3 separate regions of the Homo sapiens genome follow, and all the other regions are linked to region 1. The links are chromatin loops, found by intact Hi-C in ENCODE. Cell type or tissue: endothelial cell of umbilical vein. All regions are shown on one strand.

Region 1 (8,000 bases):
GTAATTCTGATGCGCAGCCAAGATTGAGAAATCTAAGGGAAAAAACTTTCCCTGGATACGGTCTGTTCTGGTTAAATGCATTTCCACTGAAAGCATTTTTTTTTTTTTCCGAGACAGAGTCTCGCTCTGTCACCCAGGCTGGAGTGCAGTGGCGCAATCTCCACTCACTGCAACCTCACCTCCTAGGTTCAAGGGATTCTCCTGCCTCAGCCTCTCCAGTAGCTGGGATTACAGGCACCCGCCACCACGCCCGGCTAATTTTTGTATTTTTAGTAGAGATGGTGTTTCACCATGTTGGTCAGGCTGGTCTCCAACGCCTGACCTCGTGATCTGCCCACCTCAGCCTCCCAAAGTGCTGGGATTACAGGCGTGAGCCACCGCGCCCAGCCGAAAGCATTTTCTTGATTATCTCTGCCCCGTCACTGATTGACATCCTCCTTTGCTGGGGCCGCGGACTGAAGGACAGTATGCAGGAGGTGCCATCAGCTCTTCTGAAAAGAGACAGCTTTCAGTGTCATGTGGCTGGCGTGAGGTGCGGTTTGCAGTTGTTGATCCTGTGCAGACAGATGAATGACCATGGGTCCCCTGTCCTTATTGAGCAGCCTGCTTCCTGGCCATACCTGGGGAGGAACAGTATTAGGTTTTTCTGGGTGTGGTGGCTCACACCTGTAATCCCAGCACTTTGGGAGGCCAAGGTGGGTGGATCACTTGAGGTTGGGAGTTTGAGACCAGCCTGGCCAACATGGTGGAACCCCATCTCTACTAAAAATACAAAAACTAGCCAGGCGCGGTGGCACACACTTGTAATCCCAGCTACTCGGGAGGCTGAGGCACAAGAATCGCTTGAACCCGGGAGGCGGAGTTTGTAGTGAGCTGAGATGGTGCCACTGTACTCCAGCCTGGGCGACAGAGCGAGACTCTGTCTCAAAAAAAAAAAAAAAGAGAAAAAGAAGAACAGTATTAGGTTTTACAAATCTGTTTCTTGTGCATTGATTGTGGGAGTTGGGGTGGGGGACCCCTGATGGCCTGCCTGTTCTCAGCCATCATCCTTAAATATAAATCAAAATTGGCAATAAAAGACCAAGTGAAGTCACTTCAGTGTCATAGTCTAAAACTGCCTGCAACCATCTGGGCAGTGTATTGGGAAAGCTTTTGCAAAGGGAGCCCAGCCTGAAGGTTGGGCAGGCTTCCACCTTACAGTGGCTGCTGGGTTGAAGATCCTTCTCATGGTTCTGGATCTGTACTTGGAGGGGTCGTTGTTTCTGTTTTGAGCAGTATTTCCAGATGTCTCTAGCAACTCTACTGTTGAATATTAGTTCCTGCTGCTGGGGGTGCCTAGAAGAAAATCAGTCTCAGGCTTGGGGAGACTGCTTGGGAGAACTTGACCTGACTTCCCTGGAATCTGGGATTGTGAGGATAGGTCGGCGTTTGAAGGAAGAAAGTTGGAGGCTCAGCGTGGGCAGCAGAGGGTGAAGCCTTCATTTTATGCAGTGGCCCGTACGGTGGACAGGGGTATGCGGTGCCTCCTCGGGTTATCGTGGATAACGGGCCCAGCCATCCTCAGCAAGTGCCCACAGGGCCAGGGCCCTCTAGCAGAGAGGGGCAGGAGGATGTGCCACGGGGCAGGGGAGAAAGTCTCCTGGGGTCCTCGTTTACTCCAGTTTCCTCCCTTATATCCACTTCCGTCGTCTTTGCTGAAAGCACATCTGTGTAACGATGCCCTTGGCCCTCCTTACCTAAATAGTTGTCAGCGTTCACTTAAACAACATAGGTTCCAAGTCCTTGGCTCTGGAAACATCAAATGGGGAGAGGGAGGAGGTGGAGGATGAGCTGCTCCAGCCCCTTCTTCCCTGGTCTGGGGTCTCCCAGGACTTCTGCAGCCTCCCTGGTTATTAAGCTACAGTTCAACCTTGGGTGTGTGTGTAGGACAGACAGACTTGGACAAATTACTTCATGGGTCTGTGCCTGTTTCTTCATCAGAAAAAGTCTCTACAGCTAGAAAACCTTGGACTTTGTTTGCTTTGGTAGGGGAGAGGGGTAAGAGAAAATGTAGGGGGGGGTCACCCACAGAGAAACGAGAGACTGAGTTAATGCAGCTGGAAGCTGAGCCAGATTGTACTTCCCTTGCCTGGCATATTGAAGTAACACACTTGTTTTCATGCACAAATTCTCAGTGGCCACTGGGGGTCACTGTCCCCACTGAATCCACTCAGCAGTCCTGCTTCCTTAGGCCTGAAGGTCCCATGTCTCCGCCCCACCTCCTCTAAGTGATCCGCGCCCCTGTCCGGTCTTGGGAACAGAGTGGCCTTAGATACCGGCTTCCGCCCCGATGGCCAGACCCAGAGTGGAACACTGTTGAGCAGACAGGGGTGGGAGAGGATGATGAAAGCAGTATGTGCATGGCCATGCCTTTGTTCATTCATTCATTCATTCATTCATTCATTCATTCAAGAAATGTCTATCAAATATCCTCTGGGTACCAGAGGACACCTCAGGAACAAACCAGACAAAAGCCACCACCCTCTTGGGGCCTACATCCTGGCTTGGGGAGACCAACATAAGTAAATACAGGGAAAACAGAGTGGTGAGGCGCCCTGGGAGAGCTGGGTTGGAGACTGGGTTGTAGCCTGGAGTGAGAAGGGCCGAGCCGAGAAGGTCGAGAGGCAACGCAAGAGAGAACGGAAAGTGATCGGATGGGGCGTTCTAGATTTTTCTAGGAGCAGGATATCCTTGTCATCTAGGGTACCCGGTGTGTTCTCTGGGCAGGCTGGGTGTTTTGGGGTCCCCCACTGCTTCCCCACTTGGCATGAATCCCCATTTTGTCTGGAGTTGCCCTGTTCGTCACCCGGCCTCCCTGTCACCCTCCCCTTGGGAGTCGACCCCACGCCTGCCTGTGCGCAGCCTCTGGGGATGCAGTTGGGTGGTCCTCCGTCTCTGGCCTGGCCCTTTTGTCCCAGATCGAAGGCAGAACCACGTGTCATCTAGCTGTTACCTTCCATGTCCTGCTTTTAGCAAATTCTGTGGTGGTTTTAAGCACTCAGTTGTGAGAGGTGGTGGTTGTGGAGGGCACTTTCTTCTGCTGGCCCCTGTACCTTATGTCCTGCCTTAGCGTAGACAAGGTCAGCATGGAGGGGAAAATATTTCCACTGATGTGGGTCCCCTGCAGAGAGGGCTGTTTTTCCCTCAAGTTTCAGTTCTGAGTGATGGCGTGAAGCAACAGGTGTTGCCCCTTTCAAAGAGTCTGTAACAAATTTGTAGCAATGATTATACAGAGGGGGTAATAGACTGGCCCTTTTTTCTTCTTTTGAGATAGGGGTTCATTGTTGCCCAGGCTGGAGTGCAGTGGTACCATCTTGGCTTACTGCAGCCTCCAGGGTCAAACAATCCTCCTGCCTCAGTCTCCCGAGTATCTGGGACTATAGGCATGCACCACCATGCTCATTTTTAAATTTTTTCTTTTGTAGATCTCATTCCTGGGGTCTCACTATGTTACCCAGGCTGGTTTTGAACTCCTGGCTTCAAGCGATCCTCCCACCTTAGCCTCCCAAGTGCTGGTATTTTTTTTTTTTTTTTTTTTTTTTTGAGATGGAGTCCCGCTCTGTTGCCCAGGCTGGAGTGCAGTGGCGTGATCTCGGCTCACTGCAACCTCCGCCCTCCGAGTTCAGGTGGTTCTCCTGCCTCAGCCTCCCAAGTACCTGGCGCCTGCCACCGTGCCTGGCTAATTTTTGTATTTTTAGTAGAGACGGGGTTTCACCATGTTGGTCAGGCTGGTCTCGAACTCCTTACCTTGTGATCCACCCGCCTTGGCCTCCCAAAGTGCTGGGATTACAGGCGTGAACCACCGTACCCGGCCAGCCTCTGTTTTCTTAATACCCAGAACAACCTGATGTCTCCTTCCGTCATCAAATATTATCTATAAAAGCCATTTCAAGTGTCATCACAGATTCTTTCTTTGAAATCACTCTGGTCTCTGTTCCTGGTCAGAGCCCTTGGTGAGTCTGTATAGTCTGGGATGAAGTGAGGGCTGGTGTCAGCCCCTCCTGCTCCAGGTCTTCTCTTCCCTCGAGTTCCTCCTTGTCTCCTCCGGCCCTCTGAGTCTGTGGAGCTGGCTGTGCTCAAAAGCAAAACAAAAGAACATCACCTCAAGCCTGGGCTTTGTCCAGATCCGGAGTCAGCCTCTGCAAGTGAGCCGGACACATGCAATTTCCAAAGCTCAGGAGACTCCAGGCCCTCAGCGTAGGGAACCCCCGATGGGGGAGATTGGGAAGTCTGGAAAATTTGAAGGGGAATGGAATACTTGGAGCTCAGCCATTTCATGACAAGCATCCATATTCCACGACCCAAGAGGCTGAGTGTTGGGGAAAAGTCACCCCCCATGCCGGTGTCATTCTGCTTTCACGTGACAGTTACAGGAAGGAGTAAATGCCCTGTGACTGCCGCCACCCCCAAAGCAAGGAACTCGGGTTCCTAACAGGCCGGGCACTTGCGGAAGCCACTAGGGGGCGGTATTGCTAATCCTTCTCTCCTACTTGCCCCAAAGAGTCCTGTCCCTGTCTCCTTCCCGGGCCCAGGTCTCTTGTCCCTGCTCTCTGTGGGGCTCTGCTGTTGGAAACTGCTGTGAATTCCCTGGCGGCCCCTTATCAGATAGGCAGCTGTTCCCGTGACTGTCCCATCCAGAGTCCGACCATGCCTCCAGGACTGACATGTCTGCTGGTTGTCGTTGACACCAGAGGCATTTGAGTTGTTTGTCCTTTTGATTTCCACAGAATCCTCGATATTCAAGGCCGCCTTAGACGTGGCCTGTCTCCTAATCCTTGATGTCACTGGGCCACTGCCCCGCCACATTGCCTGGCTGGCCAGGTGGCCTGCCCACCCCCTAGCAGCAGCTCTCTCCCCACGGCCCCTGCACCAGAGGTGCGTTTTGATCGCCTCCTTTCCACCCTGTTGGTGAGGGAGGGATTCCCACACTGGGGTTTCGGGATGGTCAAACACAGCATCCAACACGGGACACCTGAGGTGCACAGCTGTTTGCTAGTCGCATCACTCACAGCTTGGGAGGGGGAGTACTCCGTCCAGGCAGGGCCACACGGGGCAGCACTCGAGGGCAGAGTGAACCGCAGGGGTGGTGGGCAGCCGGCTTTGCAGTAACAAGAGGACGGGGTCCCCCTGGTTCCCACAGGAGGATGTGATGGGCTCATGTGACTAATTCCTGGGGTGGTTGGGAAGTGAAGCCTGCTGCTCAGGGATAAACAGGAGATGCGCCTGGGGCCATGATAAGGCCCGGCTGGAGAGTGGGGAGGGGAGCTTGCAGTTAAGCCATTCAAGGCCCTTCCAGTTTTAGAGGCCAGGCAGCACCTAATATTAGCGTTAGACCTTAAACCAGGCGGGTGGGTGGAAGGCTGGCAAGGGAGTTGTCCTTGTTGGTGGCAGGGGACCTTAGGCCAGCGAGCCAAGTGACTGTCAGCTTCTCCCCCAAGTTGGGGCTGCCGGAGTGTGTGGGATGGTGAGAAAGGGGGTGTGGGAGGTGAGAGTGGAAAACCATGGACTTTGGAGCTAGAAGAGGGGCTTAGTTCTGTCTTAAGCAATAAATTGCCGTGGGTCTTTGCACATTTCACTTCACCGACCTTGGCCTCCATTTTCCTCTCTGTAAAATGGGGATGCAGCATATGCCTGACGGTGTTTGAAAGGATTACCTGAGACAGGTAGCTTCCTCTTTTTTTTTTTTTGAGACGGAGTCTTGCTCTGTTGCCCAGGCTGGAGTGCGGTGGCTCGATCTCAGCTCACTGTAACCTCCACCTGCTGGGTTCAAGCAATTCTCCTGCCTCAGCCTCCCGAGTAGCTGGGATTACAGACGCATGCCACCATGCCTGGCTAATTTTTGTGTTTTTAGTAGAGACAGCCTTTCACCACATTGGCCAGGCTGGTCTCCAACTCCTGACCTCGTGATCTGCCCACCTCGGCCTCCCAAAGTGCCAGGATTACAGGCGTGAGCCACCGCACCCGGCCTAGCTTCCTCTTAAGTTGAGAGTTCTGTTTTCTCACAAGAGAAATGTAGATTTCTGGAGAGATACTTAACCACTATCAGTCACGGTTCTACAGGATGTGTGTAGAGAGATTTACTCTAAGGAACAGGCCCATGCGATTGTTGGGGCTGACAAATCCAAATCAACAGCGTGGACTGGCAGCCTGGAGACCCCTGAGAGCCAGCAGTGCAGAGGAAGGCCAAGGCCATCTGCTGGAGAGTCCCCTCTTGCTCAGGGAAGGTCAACTTTTGTTCTAGTCAGTGCTTCAACAGATTGAGTGAGGCCCACCCACATTATAAAGGGCAATCTGCTTCCTCAGAGTTCATGAATCTAAGTGTTAATTTCTCCAAAACACTCTCCAAGTTGACACACAAAATCAACCTGCACCCAGGCCAGCACTAGGAATTGGGAATTGAGAACGTGTGTGGCCTGGTGGGCTGACCAACAGTCTAGACTCCAAACAGCCGTGGGTCTGGATCCTTAATCCGTGGCTAACCTGGCCTCCCAGACATTTAGTACAATACCCTCTCTCCCTCCAAATTTTCTCATCTACAAAATGAGAATACTCTGAGGATATCAATCAAATATCATACTCTGATAACCTCTCATAACAATTCAGGAACTATTCAAACAGGGTTAAGCTGGTTCCTTCCCTGTGAGCAGGAACAACCCAAAGAATTTGTGAGTTAATACGTAGCTGAATCCAGCACAACACAGGTTCTCAGCCATCACATGGTTTAAAGGCTACAGACTCCCAGCCAGTGTGCCCGGGCTTGGATCCTGGCTCTGCCAATTGCTGTGTGACCAAGGGTGTGTTGCTTAACCTCGCTGAGCCTTGCTTTTTTCATCTGTAAAATGACACGACAGAGAGCCCTGGGCTCGAGGCCTTGCAGTGCAGATTAAATGAGAGACCCTGTGTGGAGTGCCTGGTGTTGGTGTCCCTTGTGGTGAGCCTCAGAACCCGTCAGCCAGGGCTACTCCTTTCCAGACCCCGTCACTGTCGCCACTGACCCCCTCATGGGCACACATGCTACAGGGGTTTCAGTCCAAACCAATGCTTTTGGGCCCCAGCTCATATTGCTCTTCCTAGTAGACCTTGCCCTGTCAAAAGCTATCAAATTAACATCTCAAAAGCCCTCCATGGACGCAGTGACGAGAGCCTGTGGTCCCAGCTACTCAGGAGGCTGAGCCCAGGAGTTCAAGGCTGCAGTGAGCTATGGTCATGCCACTGCGCTCAAACTTGGGCAACATAGTGAGACTCCATTTCTTTAAAAAAAAAAAAAAGCCCTTTGCTCTTGGGTTTCTTGCTATTGAGAAGCAGATGTTGGGAAGAAAGTCCCCTTTGGGGGACGGTGGGATTCGTACTGTTCACCAACAAAGGAGCAGCTGCCTATGGTGGGCTGGTGGCCCTGGACCACCCTGAGGGATGAGTGAGATGCACATTCTCAAGCTGCAGTCATTACACCATCCCCCGACCCACCACGGCTGGCTTTGACACCCACCAGAGAAGCCCAGGCCAGAGCAGCCTCCAGGGGAGCTGACTCAGGCAGGGTGGGAGCCGTGAACCAGAGGCAGCTGCAGAAACGTCCAGTGATGTAAGGCGGACGAGGCTGCTATGTGTGGCACGGCTTCTACAGCTGACAATGCTGAGTGAGGCTCTCATGCACACAGTTGCAAAAAGGCCTTTAAAACAGCCACTATGTAGAAACAAGCATTTAAAAAACACAGCAAGCCTGGCTCATGCCTATAATCTCAGCACTTTGGGAGGCCAAGGCAGGTGGGTGGATCATTTGAGGTCAGGAGTTCAAGACCATCCTGGGCAACATGGTGAAACCCCATTTGTACTAAAAATACAAAAAAGTTAGCCAGGTGTGATGGCACCCGCCTGTAATCCCAGCTACTTGGGAGGCTGAGGCAGGAGAATCACTTGAACCCAGGAGGCAGAGGTTGCAGTGAGCCGAGATCGTGCCACTACAA
Region 2 (8,000 bases), 83 kb after region 1:
AATGGCCTGCCACATCCTGAACCCTTCAATGTCACCCTCATCTTTCCTTCTCTGCCTTAGAAGAGAAAAGGATGATGGCTTATCTGAGGGCTGAAAGATTTCATCCACATCAAGCCCCATTTGCATGAAATGTATCTGCCCAGTTTATATCAGCAACATGAAGAGCAAAGAAAACTGCCTGTTTATATTGCCACATCTGCAGGGCATTGAAATACATTATTAATGGGAGTTTCAGTCAATATCTCACTTTTTTTTTTTTTTTTTTTTTTTTTTTTTTTTTTTTAGAAAAGTGAAACCATGATTGGGTTACATTAGTGTGAGTTGTAGAAACCAGGTTAAATCTGACCTTTGGGACATGGAGACGGTCATCTGACCCAGGGCGGGTCACATTCAAAGAGCACAGACAAGGTCCCCCTGAAGTCAGTGGGACATTTGGGCCTGAGACTATGAAACTGAACTAGAACTTATGGGCTTTAGGGAACAAGCCCAAAAGCTCCTAAATTTCCTCCTTGAAGATCTCCTCGCTACTGTTTTTCTTCTAGATATTCTGCTGCTTTGACAGGTACGCCACCCCCTGTCTCCAAACTCACACGTTCAACCCAGTGATGGGTGGAGACTGGGAGGCTCTGTTAGTCTCTCTTTTCAGTAGCCTGGCCCTAAATTAAAGGGCCCATGGTTTTCTCTAGTTGAACACACCCCAGGCTCCCAGCCAGCCCCTGGCCCTCGAGAGGGGTTGTTTTTGATGGCAGGAGGGAGATAAAAGTGAATGTATTTTAGGATCTTGTTACTAGGCCACAAGGAAACACTGGATGGAAAGTCTTATGAATTTGAAAAGACCTTTTTTTTTTTTTTAAATCAAATCCAAGGAACCCAAAAGGCGTTAAGCTATTGTTTAAACATAGACCCAGTGCCCAAACCCTGCACACTAGTTTGTAGAGGTTGGAAGAGGCAGGATGGAAGGGGTTAATGGTGCTATTCTTTCTTGAATATTCTGTAACACACCACAATGAGCCAAAAGCAGTCACAGGGAACCATCATGAGGAGTAGCATGTTTTTACCTATGTTAACTCCAACATCCGCAATAGCTGAACCTTAGAATTATTATCCGAATTGTGCATACCAGGAAACAACAGATTTGATGAGTTTAATAACTTGTCCAACATTACAAAGTTAGCAAGAGGTAGGGTCCAGAAATGAACAGCGTCCTTTCTTCTGCAGGCTGGCTCCCATGAAATACTATTCTTATGCCTGTTGAGGTCTGATGTGGTATCACATTATACTACTGGACCAGCTAGGGGGTCAAGAGCATTATGCCATCTCTGTAGTATGCTTAGGGGTCAGTCCTGAAATGAGCAGAGTTCACTTTCAGCCATGAAAAGGATATTCCGAGGAACTGATATCTTAGATTGCTTTCTTTTAGTGCATAGACATCACTTGAGAGGCTTCATGTTACTGAGACATCTTGTAAACTTTACAGCTACTGTTTTACACTTCATCAGCATTCCTGATCTTATTATGGTGTTCACTTCAAATAATGTTGGGTGTGTAAGAATCAAATGCAAATTGTACAGTATTTGACACGGATGTCTTTAGGAGCCAATATTTCCTTAAATATCATGGTTTCAGTGTTATCCACTAATGCTTTAATAGATAGGGTTTCTTTGCATTCATAAATGGTAATAAAGATACGAGTTGTCTACTATAAAACCAAACACTTATATTTCCCAACTACTAAAACATCTATGTAATCTTGAATCCATCTGACCTAAAGGAAGGAAAATGTTCTCAACCCAGGCTACACATTAGAACACTTGGGAAGCTTTGAAAAATTCTTAATGAATGGGCCCCACTCCTAGACCAATTAATTCAGATCTCTGAGAAGTGTGGTCTGAGAACTGATGGTTTAGAAAACTGTACAGACAGTTCTAACATGCAGCCAGCTTGAGAACTACTGGGTTTAGACAAGAATGGATTTTTTTGTTTTTTGAGATAGAGTCTCACTCTTTCGCCCAGGCTGGAGTGCAGTGGCACAATCTTGGCTCACTGCAACCTCTGCCTCCTAGGTTCAAGAGATTCTCCTGCCTCAGCCTCCCAAGTAGCTGAGATGACAGGTGTGCACCACCATTCCGGGCTAATTTTTGTATTTTTAGTAGAGACAGGGTTTCACCATATTGGCCAGGCTGGTCTTGAGCTCCTGACCTCAAGTGATCCACCTGCCTTGCCCTCCCAAAGTGTTAGGATTACAGGCATGAGCCACTATGCCCAGCTAATATGGTTTGGTTCTGTCCCCATCCAAATCTCATCTTGAATTCCCATGCGTTGTGGGAGGGACCTAGTGGGAGGTAATTGAATCATGGGGCCAGATCTTTCTCACGTTGTTCTCGTGACAGAGATCTGATGGTTTTAAAAATGGGAGTTTCCCTCACAAGCTCTCTCTTTGCCTGTCGCCATCCATGTAAGACATGACTTGCTCCTCTTTTCTTTCCACCATGATTGTGAAGCTTCCCCAGCCACATGGAACTATGAGTTTTCCATGAAATCTCTTTCCTTTGTAAATTGCCCAGTCTTGGGTATGTCTTTATCAGCAGCATGAAAATGAACTAATACACCAGCCAAGAATGGATTTTTAAATTAATGGAGTTAGGTCTGATTAATATCAATGCATTAATGTATAAATGTCTACATTATGCATTACAATAAACAGTTTTGAATATAACACAACTAAAATATATGCAATGAATACAATACATACAGTAAGTCATTAGCTTCCAGGTATAAGTAGATGCTCAATAAATATTACTGAGTTACTGAATGAATGGCATCCTACAAAGTTTTATATGAAAAATTATATTTTGATGAAATTAAGATGCCATCAATTGTAAGATGTAGTATCACTGATAAAGAAAATAGATTCATTAAATTATGACATGCTATCTAGTATGTCACACCCTAACTTCAAAAATGTTAAAAAGGCCAGATGTGGTGGCTCATGCTTGTAATACCAGCACTTTGGGAGGCCAAAGTGGGAGGATCACTTGAAGCCAGGAGTTCAAGACCAGCTTGGGCAACATAGCAAAATCCCATCTATATGTAAAAATAAAAAAATTACCTGGGCATGGTGGTGCACGCCTGTAGTCCCAGCTACTTGTGAGGCTGAGGTAAAAGGATCACTTAAGCCTAGAAGTTTGAGGCTGAAGAGAGTTATGATCGTGCCATTGCACTCAAGCCTGTCTCAGAAAAAAGTTAAAAACAAGAAAAAAATACAATATTTTGAAATTACTGTATTCTCTTTTTCTGCTTAGTCTAGGCCAACTGTTATACCATTAACTTCCACTAGATGCCGCTGTGACCTGCTACTTCAGGTTCCGAAAGGCAATCTGAAAGCCAATTTTCTCCAAGGATTTAAAATTGAAATAATTCACCCCCTTTAAAGACAAAAGATATTTTAACCACCTCATATTTTAGGGGGTTGTGGCTCATTCTTTCTTTGTGTTAAGACCTATCTGAAGTATCTCATGAAGTGTACAATTATTTAAAAAGGAAACTGAAAAGTTTTAATGGCTTGATAGAAAACAATTGCTTCCCTTTTATCCACATCCCCAAATTTCACATTTTGCGTGTAACTCATGACTAGTCTGCAGTGGGTTATAGAGAAGAGATGGTAACACTGATAGGAAGGCTGATGTTGACTTCAATGAAATAAGAAGTAAAACTTGAAGGAAAGAGTATGACATCTTCTGATTTGAAGACAGCAGATCATGGTACCCTGTACCCATGAGTCACTGCTCCCAGAGATAGGAAAAGCTGGGTGGAAAAGAAAATTTGGGCTGATAGGACTGGGTCCTGAGCTTGAAGCCAAGCCCAGTGTTAACCCTGGGCATTGACCCAGGCCCTCCCTGACTGAAAATCTGGAAGATTTTCCCTGCTGGGTGAGAATCACTTTTTCAGCAAAACAATACAAGCTTTAGGGCCAAAAGGAAGCCCATGAAGCTTCCAGAGACGTGCTTAGAGCAATGCTGCTCAAATTCTTACCAATCTCCACTATATGAGAACAGAAATGGACAGTAAGTATCTCAAAACTTGTATAACAAATTTAAACAGGTTTACGTCTGCTAAATCTAATAAAAAGAAATCAGGATTGTATTTCATATGTCTTTGTTTCATATTTCATTTTTCCAGTAATTCAATTCTTTTAGTATTTTACAAAAGTATTGGTCCATAATAGATTGGAATTTTTTAAAAAATAGCCCTTCAGCCCAGATAGCTTTTGAAGCACTGCAGACAGCCCACCCCAAGCTGCTGGAGGAGGCAATTCCAGGACGATGAAGCCATCATACTCCTGAATAATGTTCTAGTAGACCAAACAGCTAAGAAAGGGCTGAAGAACAGGAGCACTTAGATGATAAAGGACAGGATGACTGGAGAGCTAAAAAGAAATCCTAAGAACAGAACACCTCGGGGAGTCCCAGCCTCTGAACCCACAGTCAGCAGCTCACCAGAACCTAACATTTCTGCAAAGGCTCAGAGATTCCACCATTGCCACTCCCAGCAGTTCGCCTGCCCAATGTAGACAATCAGCCTAGCACTGACTTTGGGACAAGAGGATCTCAGGTGGTTACAGTGAAAAGAAAATGCAAAACCACTCAGGATTGCCCAAGTCTGACATATTTAGGTTCAGAAGAGAAACACACAGAGAGGTCCATTGTTAACCCCTTCCTGGTTTGATCCACCCAAAGCCAGCCGGCTTGGATGGAGGGGAGGCGTAAGGCACTGTGGACTTCCATTTATGGGTAACTGTGAGCTGGCTTTTGTCTTCTCTGAAAAATGCCCTGTTACACTAGCATACTGTCAGTGTCTTTTTTGGATAGCCATTTGGTAATATCTATCAAAATGTAAACAGTGAATACTCTTCAACTCAGCTATTTCTCTGCTAGAAATTCATCCCCCAGTTATACTCCTAAAGTAAGCAAAGACATAAATAATACAGGATTCAATACTCTCTGGCTCTTTCTGAGAGAATAAAACTGGATAAAATGTAAATGTCCTTTATAAGAGATTAGTTACATAACTACGGTACATCCACACAGATTAGTATGCACCATTAAAAGATTAAATGCTTCTGCAGTTACTGATATGCAAAGAGTTCCAAGACACAATGTTAAGTGAAGGAAGCAAGTTGAAGTGCAGTGTGTACAGCATGATCCTATTTGTGTAAACAAGAACAAATGCAGTCAGGTACGGTGGCTCATGCCTGTAATCCCAGCATTTTGGGAGGCCAAGGCAGGTGGATCACCTGAGGTCAGAAGTTCAAGACCAGCCTGACCAGCATGGCAAAGCCCCATCTGTACTAAAAATACAAAAATTAGTTGGGTGTGGTGATGGATGTCTGTAATCCCAGCTATTTGGGAGGCTGAGGCAGGAGAATCGTTTGAACCGGGGGGGCGGAGGTTGCAGTGAGCCGAGATCGGGCCACTTCACTGCAGCCTGGGTGAAAGACCAAGACTCTGTCTCAAAAAAAAAAAAAAAAGAAAGAACAAATGCATTTCTGTCATGCAGAGAGACCTTCTGAGGGCTGCACAAAAAGCCGTTCACAGCGATCACCTCTGGGGGGTGGAGCCAAGGGTCAAGGTCGGGGAGGACTTTCATTTTTAACTTCACACTCTTGTATGTGGTCTGACGTTTTAAAAAGCAAAATTGTATCAATTTAATAGGGAGCAAGGTATCTATTGCAGAGCATCAAGAGTTACAAGAGGCCAGGTGCAGTGCTTCCCACCTATAATCCCAGTGTTTTGGGAGGCCAAGGCAGAAGGATTCCTTGAGTCCAGGAGTTTGAGACCAGCCTGGGCAACACAGCAAGACCCTGTCTCTAAAAAAATGAAAATAAAAAATTACCTGAGCATGGTGGTGTGTACCTGTAGTTCTAGCTACTCAGGAGGCTGAGGCAGAAGGGCTGCTTGAGCCCAGGAGCTCGAGGCTGCAGTGAGCTATGATCACACCACTGCACTCCAGCCTGGGCAACAGAATGAGATGCTCCCTCTTAAAAAAAAAAAAGCACTACAGGAAATGGCAGCAAATATCAGTCAGCCAAAGACACAACCTGACACAAGCGGCTGCACAAAATAGTAGTTGCCCTTAAGCTCAAGGGACATCAACAAGGAAAAAACACACAACTCCCAGTGTTCTCTCAACCCATGGCTGTGTATATCTTTTAGTGATGAGCCTTGGGGACCCCATAAAACCCAGAGGAACATGTGGCAGAGGACCCAAGGCTTCCAGGGATTGTGGCCATCACCAGGTGAGAAAGCCCAGAGACAACCGCTTGAGTGTTTAATTACTATGTGAAAATGGAATGAGAGGGAAGGAAATTGGGTTTGGTTACTTCAATAAAAAAAGGTTGACCGGACGTGGTGGCTCACACCTGTAATCCCAGCACTTCGAAAGGCCAAGGTGGGTGGATCACCTAAGGTCAGAAGTTTGAGACCAGCCTGGCCAATGTGGTGGAGTCCCGTCTCTACTAAAAATACAAAAATTAGTTGGGTGTGGTGGCACGCACGTGTAATCCCAGCTACTTGGCAGGCTGAGGCGGGAGAATCACTTGAAACCAGGAGGCAGAGGTTGCAATGAGCTGAGATTGTGCCACTGCACTCCAGCTTGGGTGACAGAGTGAGACTCCATCTCAAAAAAAGAAAAAGGTTGCCTGGCCCTGGTTCATAAGTAGAGGGAGTGTCTTGTGTCTTGGGAACCAGTAGCACTGTTAACATTTACAAACGGGACACACACATTTCCTGTTTAATTCCACCCTGCACAGTGCTGATTCACTATGATACCATTGGTCTCAGAAATACTTTTCTTAAAAGTTGTATATAATTACCACATATATACACATAAATAAAAATATACACACATATATGTGTATACATGCACACACACATACATATCACACTCTGTGCTCTCAGCCAGGGAGAGCTGGGGAAGGAGATTGTCTTTGGAGTCCTTAGCACATTACACTATATTACAAATGCTCTTGGCCGAAGAGTATTCTCAGTGCTGTCCTGAGTTGTGTTCTGCAAAATGCACTGTTTATTCCACTGTGATCTTCCTTTCTGCCACTCATTTCATGTTCTAGGGAACAGTTTTGACTCACAGTTATGGGTAAAAGGTGTTTGAGTGATTGTTCTAGACTCACCCTAAAGAGACCAAGGAAGAATATTATGCCAAGTGTCAAAAAGCTACTTTCCAGGCAGCTCAAGTTGCCTTCATGGAAATGATGAAGGAAGCAGAGGGTGAAGTTTAAGGACAGGTGGAAATCCTTCACAATCCTATCGGGCATCATTAACAGCACTGTAAGGCTGGGAGAGATGACCAAGGGGATTTGAAAACAGCATTAGGGTAGGAAGCCGGAATTAAGCTTATAAAGACCCATAGAGCACGCAGTCCTTCTATGTCATGGCCTATCTGACAGATGCGTTGGGGGGCCCCGGAGAGCCAGGAGTAGTGGGCAGAGGGCAAGCAAGCACAGAGCCATCCTCTACAGTGGTCAGAGGGCAAGCAAGCACAGAGCCACCCTCTACAAGGACACCGGAGCACTGAGGCCATTGCTCTTGGGAAGAAACCACCGAGGTTTCTGTTAGCCAGGGTGGGCCAGCTGAATGTCTGCAACATCACTGAAAACAGTCACAAGTTGGAGAGACAATGGTCTTTTTAGCACTCCCCTTGGGGGAAGCAGTGTGGGAGATGGAAGGTTCTGGAGTAAGGGGTTATGCCTCGAGGGGCTGGCTTCAGGACATTGTCCTGTGGGTTGGTAGGCGTCCTTAATTGTGGGGCTTTTGTTTTGCTGAGAGGAGGCTGCAAGTTTGAGGCAAAAAATGAATTCTCTGGAGGTAAAGAAGCCGCTGAGGCTGCTCCCCGCTGGCCCTTTCTTCCTGCTGGGCCTTTCCTTTATTTATTTAGAGTACTCAGCCTTTCCTCTAGGTAAATATTGAAAGAATATATAAAAACCA
Region 3 (8,000 bases), 270 kb after region 1:
AGCTTGCATCTTTAACCAATATGCAAATACTCATGCAAAAAGACTTTTTTGGTCTTAGAAATGATCTCCACTGGACAAATAACCAGAAATAGAATTACATACTGTTCAAGAGCTGTGAATGCTTCTAAATCCCTTGAGATACATGAATGAGCAGGCCAGATTCTCAGTTAACGTCACTGTCAGGACTGTGAACACCTGCATGGCAGGAGCTCCCTTTTATCACTTGAAGGCCTGGCTCAGCGACTGGCACACTGTGGCCACTCCGTGGGTGTTTCCGTGAGTAACAGTGGGTGTGCAGGCAGAAGTGCATGAAGGCACTCCAGTCCAAAGAACTGCATTCCTTTTGCAGCACAAAGCACGAGCTGTATCTAGGCTAGTCCAGCTCTAGACCACACATGAAAGTGAGTGCCTGAAACATGCAACCCTCTATCTGCTTTAGCCACCTTCACGCACCAGCTAAGTCATCGCACTTTCCATGACCATGTTGCCTGTGAAGAGAATGAACATGGTCTGATAAATCAGGCATCCAAGCAACTGTGCACAAGACTGCAGATTGCATCCATTGCTTTAGGTAGGTCAATGGGAGCAATTTTTAGCAAGTGCAACTGTGTCACTTTGGATTATTTAATAAGTTAACTGTCCTATTTAATACTGATTCTCTAAATCAATATTAGCGACTCATATGTATTGTCACAGTCCACCAATGCCCAGACAAGTTAGACTGTGAGCCCGAGGACTTCAGAAGATGCATTAACCACTGCAGGCCACCAAATAGCCTTCCTAAGCCTTGCCCTACTTCTCTACCAGGAAGGGGTTTATACTCACACAACTACCAGCTGAAGGGATTGGTATTGCTAATACCTTGGGACCTCCGTGTACTGCTTTTTCCTACAGAGCAAAGTGTAGAGGCAAAATGATTGCTCTTGGGGCCAGGCATGGTTGCTCACACCTGTAATCCCAGTACTTTGGGAGGCTGAGGTGGGGGGCGGGTGGATCACCTGAAGTCAGGAGTTAGAGACCAGCCTGGCCAACATAGTGAAACCCCGTCTCTACCAAAAATACAAAAATTAGCCTGGCGTGGTGGTGCACACCTGTAGTCCCATCTACTCTCTACTCGGGAGGCTGAGGCACGAGAACCACTTGAACCCAGGAGATGGAGGTTGCATGAACCAAGATCATACCACTACACTCCATTCAGGTATCACAGCAAGACTCTGTCTCCAAAAAAAAAAAAAAAAAAGAATGATTGCTCTTGGGAATTTCACCACTAAGATGCCAAAAAACCATGGCACATCAGCTGGCCTATAATGAGGTGGGTCTACGTTCCAGTGAATTTATTCCATCTTTCAGACTATATCACGTGGAATTTTCTTATAGTCTTTCTCCCCCTTTAAAACAATCCTAAGGTTATTAAAGATACTCCTTTCAGTACTGCCTTCCCCACCCCTTGGGCTACACTATTCAGCTGTTTTTTAAAGAACAGAATTGTAACTTGCATTATCAATAGAGAACATTCCTGGAGAAAACACAGATGTTTTCTGGCTCGTGTCACACAGGCGGTTCTGAAATCTACGAAGTTATATGAGGACTTCCTGGCACCGTGAGAGGAAGGTTGGGAGGCAGTATTACTCAGCCAGACCAAAATGATTTTATTTATTCCACATGCCTAAAAATATGTTTGAACATAATGTGCCATAATTTTTCTGGTGATTTCTATGAATCAGTTTTTAATTATGAATAATGTTTTTAGAGATACTCCTGAGAAATTGTACCCAAGTTTCCCTTGACAGCCATCACATAAAGTATCTAAAATGAAGCAGCTTCCACGGCTAACACAGAAAATCAAAGCATGAATTTCTAAAAGATCCATTAGTCATCTTTGCTGAGAACAAGAGTCTCACGATTCGCACATGCAAAGGGTGGCTGAGAAATTCAGGTCAACAAACATAACTAGAAAAAGACGGTTACTGTCAAATAATTGTTCAAAGGAGTTTTGTACAAATATAAATTTTGTAACTTCACTTGGAGCCTTTTTTCTTTTCTTCTAGTTAGGAATTTTCTCTGTGTTTGAATTATTGCCTTTCTAATCCTCAGCTGACGTTTTGCAGCTTTTAAGGGATCGCTGTGGCTACAGCAGGAAACGTTCCTGCTCCATGGCCCAACGCAGGCCACTCAGAAATTAAAATGTTTGTGCAAGATAATGAGTATGAATTTCCATTTCTGGGATTTACTTTTAGAAAATCCAGCTACTGAAACTCAATCAAGGAGGGTCCAAGTGACACCCTGTCAAAGAACAGATGGGTGGGGTCAGCTCTGGAATTCAAGTACTTTTCGCAGGTGTATCTCTCCTGGAAACCACTTTCCTGCATTTGTCAGAGCTCACAGCTTCTGCGAAAATGTCGGCTAGGGATCAGGCTAAACAGAAGTACAAATAACTCAAGTAGCTTTCAGTGGAGCACCCTTAATGTTGCTTAAACAGGGAGGTATTTTCTGGTCAATTACCTTAAGTAGACTCCAGTAAACGCGAAAATTATTTTTGCATGAGTAACAACAGCGCTTATCTTTTTCCTTCCCCGGCTCCCAACTATCCAGGAATAAAGCAAATTCACACAGGAGTATTCCAGGACTCACAACCTTGTTTAGATTGTTTAAAAGGAATTGGAGGCTGTGGCTTTCCATCCAGTGTCGAGAGCTCCCGAGCAAGTTGAACGTGGCGCCGGCTGCTTAGCCAGAGGAAGCCAGCGTCTACCTGTGTCACTGAACGGCGCTCCTCCCACGGCGACACCTCCGTGCTCTTTTTGCTTGTATTTATTCAAAAATTAGATTTGTCAATAACGCAGGGCCTGGCAAATAGGAGGACCTCTCCAAAATTAAATGCAAGATTGAACATAGGTCTCTCACATCATAATAAAGCGGTTTAATTTGGCTTCCACCGGGGGAGCGGAATAGCACTTGCCCAGCCCCTTTGAGCCCTGCGCACACTCGCACCACCGCCGCCTCTCCCACAAAGAGAAAAGCCACGAGAAGGGTCCCGACTGTGCAAATCTGTGTGCCCTCCCGAGGAAGGCGCCCGAGGGCTCACTCTGCCTGGTTCAAAAGCTTGTGGGAGAGAAGCACCCAAAAGAATTCCGTTGTCAGGTTAAAGTCTTTGTCTATACTCGCAGGATGGGAAGGACGATGGTGCAATCACCGAGATTATTTTGTTTTCGTCCTCTAAAAAATGAAGAGGGGACTGGAGTCGGGACCAAAATTATTGGCAGACCGCACGGTTTGCAGTCACCCTGAAGTTACCAGCAGCCGATGCTGTGTCCAGGGAAAATATTCTTGAGCTGGAAAACGTGCTAATTTAAAGTCTTTCGTTTCACACGAAAATGTGCTGCACTCTTTGACTGCTCAGGAATTTGCTCTAGCACCTAGAAGGAATTCTGGCTTAGGGCAGGGGCGAGGGACAGTGGAGGGCGTTGGACCTTCTTCCGCAATCGGGACCACTCCAGGTCTCCCCGGAGAAGGCTGAGTCTCCAGCGCGTGGATTCAGATCAGGACTCTGTCTAAGTAGGCGAGAGCTGGGGATACCGCTGGGGGCTTTGGCGAAGCTAAGAAAGCACTGGCTTCTTATTCTCACCAGACATCTCAACACCCACGTGCGCTGGGTCCCGCAGTCTCTCGCCCGCCCCACGCGGGTCCCAGCCCTGGTCCTTACTCCCCGCGCGGGAAGAATCTGGGGAGGGTGGGGGCGGAGAGGCGGCTGATCGGAGAGTGGGAGGGAGGATGGGAGATGGGCAGAGGCTGCCCGCATCAGGGCCAGGACAGACGTCCGCGCGGCCCCAGGCACTCACTTGAGTGTCACGCAAGTCACCCCAACACCGCACAAGACAGTGGCGGGGTGCGCACCGAGGCCCCTACCTGGGGGGTGTGCGCGCACTGAACGACCCCTTCTCCAGGTGCGCGAGCCGCTCCGGCGGCCGTGCACACTGCGCCCCCTTCCGCCCACCTGCCTGGCCTGCGTTTCTAACCACGCGGGCGGTCCCGAGACTTCGCGCAAAAGGCAGGACCGCGACTCCCAATAATGATATCTTCGAAATAACCCCCTGCTGAGCCGGCGCCCAGGGCCGGGGGTAGAGTCCCGAGTCCCTTTTGCGGAATTAAGGAGACCTCTGGCGACCGGGGAGCCTGCCCCTGTGACCGCTCCAGCAGCCCCTGCCGCGTGCGTGCCCGAGTGTGGCCCGCAGCTCCCAAAGCCCAGGTGTGTGTGGCCTAGGGCGGGGAGAGTTGGCGACCCGGGCCCATCACCGCCCCAGTGCCACCGCCCCAGTGCCTGACCAGATGGGGTGCGGTCCCTACGCCCGGCGTGGCCCCGCCGCCGCTCAGATCTGAAGTCCGGCTTTCGCTCGCCCTGCGCGGCGGAACCTCTGACCCGGAGCAGCTCTAGGCCGTGGGCTTCGTCTCCTCCTCCTGGAAGGAATGAATGGGCTCCCCGACACACACCTCTCAGAAAACTCACCTTTCACGCTGACCTTCAAAAGAAAAGAAAGAAAGAAAAAGAAAAATCCGCTCGAAGCGGGAAAATGTCCACGCCCGGATTTGGGGTGGACACGCGCCCCGGCCTGGCTGGAGGGGCCAACCCAGCGGGGCCCGCCTGCCCGCCGGCCTTTCTGTAACTTTCTCTCTTTAAACTTCCAATGAATGAACGTGCCTCTTCTTACGGATTTGTTTAGATTAGGGAATAGATTCCTCGCTGATAGCGTTGCTTTGCAAATAAGACCTCCTATATTATTCAAACCAAACGAGTTTGTGTCTTTAAAGGACTATAGCAGCCCCATTCTATGTTAAGGGTTGGCTATTACAATTATTATATGCTTAGGGAAAAAATGTAAGCCCCGTAGTTTGTGCTTTTCTTGATGTACAGAAAGGTTTATCTTAGGTGGATAGGTTTTGTTTTGTTTCTTAAATGGGATTTTTTTGGTTCGTGTCTTTGAAGGGCTGTTTCGCGACGTCATTAATGAACTAATCGGTTTTCAGATTTCAAGACGGTGTGTAATTGATGTAACCACTGAGGAATTTCAGTGCACACCAGACTAAGACTCTTCCAGCGCAGGGGATTCCAGATGCTTCTTGGGCCCTCTGGAAGCCATGGGGATGTTTCCAGACCGAAAGGAGGGCTTTGCTGGGGAGCAGATGTGCTGCCTCTCCCCGACCCAGGATTTTGAGGCCATGTTTCCGTTAATCTGGACCGAGAGCCCTCTGGGAGAGGGAGGCAGGTCGTAGGGGGCGGGGGTGAGGGGGAGCGAGATGAGGTCGTCGCTGGACGCTGGGCTCCCTTGTCGTTGTCCTTTTCCCCAGAATCCATGGTCAGGCCTAGGGAGCCACCCCTGGGTGCTCGAGATGAGTCCCCACCCTCACTGAAGGTCGGTCACTGGATGTTTGTGTGCATCGTAAGGGGCCCACCGAAGTCCCGAAGCCTTCTCAGGGACCAGCGAGAAAGAGGAGCAGGCTTGGGAGACAGGGAAGGAAAATGCAGGGGAAAGGGCTCACCCCTCGACCCCAGGTAAAATTAGAAGGAACGTGTGGCAACCCAGGTGCAGCTTTGGTCGCTCGCTCAAGGACTTTGCTAGTCACTACCATTAATTAATTAATCACTATCATTAACTACCAAGGACACCGTTTTTATTCCCCTAAAAGCGTCACCTTGAGGGGAATGGAGAATTGGGCAGCAGCTATGCAAATCCTGGGACAGGAGACACTGCCTGAGGACCCTCTCTCACTCCCAATCCCAGAACCCGAAGTTATCCCCGACAACCAAGTCCAAGCACATGAACCAAGACGATCAGCTTCAGGCAGCTCCTTACCCCCACAAGCGGCCCAGGAGGTGGGCATTATCCCCCACCCCTGGGATTTCTCCATCCCTCCCTCTTCTCTCCTGCGGGAGAGAGAGCTGTGGTCACCCAGTTGGGCGCGATGGCTCTGGACTAATGGGGTCTCTAGACCCAGGGCACAAAGGCCAATCTGCCAGGGGTTACTGCATGTAATGAGATAATCAGACATGTTGACCAACCTAAAAGAAAAGACTCTCCCAGGGAGTAACTCCCAGTGAAATAATTTATTAAAAAAAGCAAAAAAGAGACATAAATTTCTCTCTACTACTTGAGGAAACAGCAAACAGAACGAATTAGGGTCTTGGCCTCTGCAGGAATAAATTATTTCCGACTTGGTCTGGATACCTGTAATTATTTGTAAGCTGTGGGTAGTAATACTGTAATTGTCCCCCGGTCCTTTCTGGAAGTAGCAATGACCCCAAGGACAATTGGTGACGTCTCCACAGGGTTTACACATGGAAAGGAGTGAAAAATCGAGGAATTCTTTCAGATAGCCCAGACCAAAAATCCTCTCAGCCATGAAAAGGTCATATATGTGATGCTGGGCCAAGCGGACTTTTCTGGAGTAACCATATCATAACTGATTGCGGATGTAGACAAGAGCGTATAAACCAAATAGGCTTGAATCAACGCAGTCCTGGATTTTCTGTTGCCTCTGCTTGCTGGGGCAGTGGAAGTTCTTAAACTCCACTTCAGAGGTTGGAAATTCTTCCCCCTCCCCCACCTCCTTAGTGACAAGGTCTCTGATCTCCTGCTGCCACTGCAATAGCCTCTCCCATCCCGCGGGGAACGGCCGGAGTTCTTCCCTTGATCTCTCCCGAGTCGGCTTCCGCTGGGGATGGATCGCAGGTAGGCGCCGGCGCGGCCTGGGGAAGAACAGTTGCGGAGCATCTGAAGCGGAAAATCCAAGCAGATGTGAGGCGATCCGGGCCCGCCTCGTTCCTCTTGGGGCCTGAATTTCTTCCAGATAAGTTTCCTAATGGAACATTTCTAAGAGGTGGGGTACGAGGCGGCTTGCTCGCACGCGCAGTGGGACAGACTGCGGGTGGGGACGTACTGAGAGGTCCGGACCTCAATGCGTCCGACCCGTCTCCACACCGCCCTTTTCCAGCCCCCAGTCTCCTTTCATTCCCTACTCTTCAGGCTCCTTTGGGGCCAGTGGGTGAACCGCCATTTAGAACGGTGCCTCGGACTCGGGGGTCGTGCGCTCCATCTCTGCCTCCCCCCTGGGGCCCGCGAGGCTGGTCCGGGCTTTCTGAGCTGGGCGTTCGGCTTTAGGCCCAATACCTGGACCAGGAATTTCTTCTCCCCGCGCCAGAAGGGAAAGACATAGGAGGTGTCCCAATCTGCGGTCACCGCCGATGCTCCTGACCACTCTAGTGAGCACCTGCCCGGTACTTTTCCATTCCAACAGAGCTTCCAGCTTCATACTAACTATCCCACATACGGCCTGTGGGTATTAGCTCTAAGTGTCCTTTTCCGAGGGCCCGAGGCTCCCCCTCCAGCAGGGAGAGCTCCGGGACGGCCCCCACCAAGGGTTGGGTTTCTTCCTTCACAATTCCACAGAGGCATCCCTGTCCTTCCTACCTGGGAAACCTCGAGGTGCGGTGCCCGTGTACTTCTGGTACTTTGCGTGGTGCCATCAGGGACCCCAGAGCCACAGCTGCGTGTGTGTGTGGATGTGTGTGTGTGTGTGCGCGCGCGCGCGTGTACGGCGAAAGGATGTGCTTGGGGGAGCCGAGTACACAACGTCTGCTTGGGCAGCTGCTGGGCAGGCGTTGGGCCTGGAGGTATCTCACACCCACGTATCTTCCAGTCTTCAAACACGGCATTGCTCTGCCTCCCGTAGCGCGCTTCGAACCTGCCTCGCGGACACGTGAACAGAGGCTGTCCCTGGGAAGATAAGTGCGCTTTCCCGTAAAATCCGGGAAATTTGCCTTGAGGAAAGTTTCCGTTCTTGTTACTTGTCGGGTTTCTCCCACTTCCACTTAGCCATGTTTCTGCGATCTGGGTAATCCCTTTCAAGCCCAGGAGGAATTCTCCCGGGTCCATAATTGAGGGTCGGAAGCCGTGGGGGTGAGAAACGCATTAAATCCTCCCGAAGCCCAGGAGGTGCCAGAGCGGGCT

What was found. Hi-C counts contacts between places; a loop is a spot of excess contacts. Peaks named below come from ENCODE experiments on the same cell type or tissue, not always from the same donor. Only the 100,000 strongest peaks of a DNase experiment are listed, where the experiment ranks them.
Region 2: a loop joins it to region 1, with 5 times the contacts of the local background. A loop is called at or near these places in 20 of 110 quality-filtered maps.
Region 3: a loop joins it to region 1, with 7 times the contacts of the local background. A loop is called at or near these places in 3 of 110 quality-filtered maps.

What each region holds. Positions count from the first base shown.
Region 1 is chr21:36,417,923-36,425,922 of GRCh38, forward strand. CHAF1B (chromatin assembly factor 1 subunit B) reads left to right here. Exons shown (of 14, transcript NM_005441.3): 14 at 1-1,093. Among named protein-coding and RNA genes, the nearest start is that of CLDN14-AS1, 8.4 kb to the right of the region's middle. In endothelial cell of umbilical vein, CTCF peaks have their summits at 2,169 (motif pointing right) and 4,489 (motif pointing right); DNase peaks (open chromatin) are centred at 2,229 and 4,519; H3K27ac peaks cover 1,118 bases.
Region 2 is chr21:36,501,086-36,509,085 of GRCh38, forward strand. It overlaps a transcript of CLDN14 not described here. Among named protein-coding and RNA genes, the nearest start is that of CLDN14, 25 kb to the left of the region's middle. In endothelial cell of umbilical vein, a CTCF peak has its summit at 3,314 (motif pointing right); a DNase peak (open chromatin) is centred at 3,336.
Region 3 is chr21:36,689,240-36,697,239 of GRCh38, forward strand. All of the region lies in intron 1 of LOC105369308 (a long non-coding RNA gene), which reads right to left. Among named protein-coding and RNA genes, the nearest start is that of SIM2, 5.9 kb to the right of the region's middle. RefSeq lists an enhancer at 6,355-7,267. In endothelial cell of umbilical vein, a CTCF peak has its summit at 3,996 (motif pointing left); no DNase peak of the experiment used is centred here; H3K27me3 peaks cover 7,305 bases.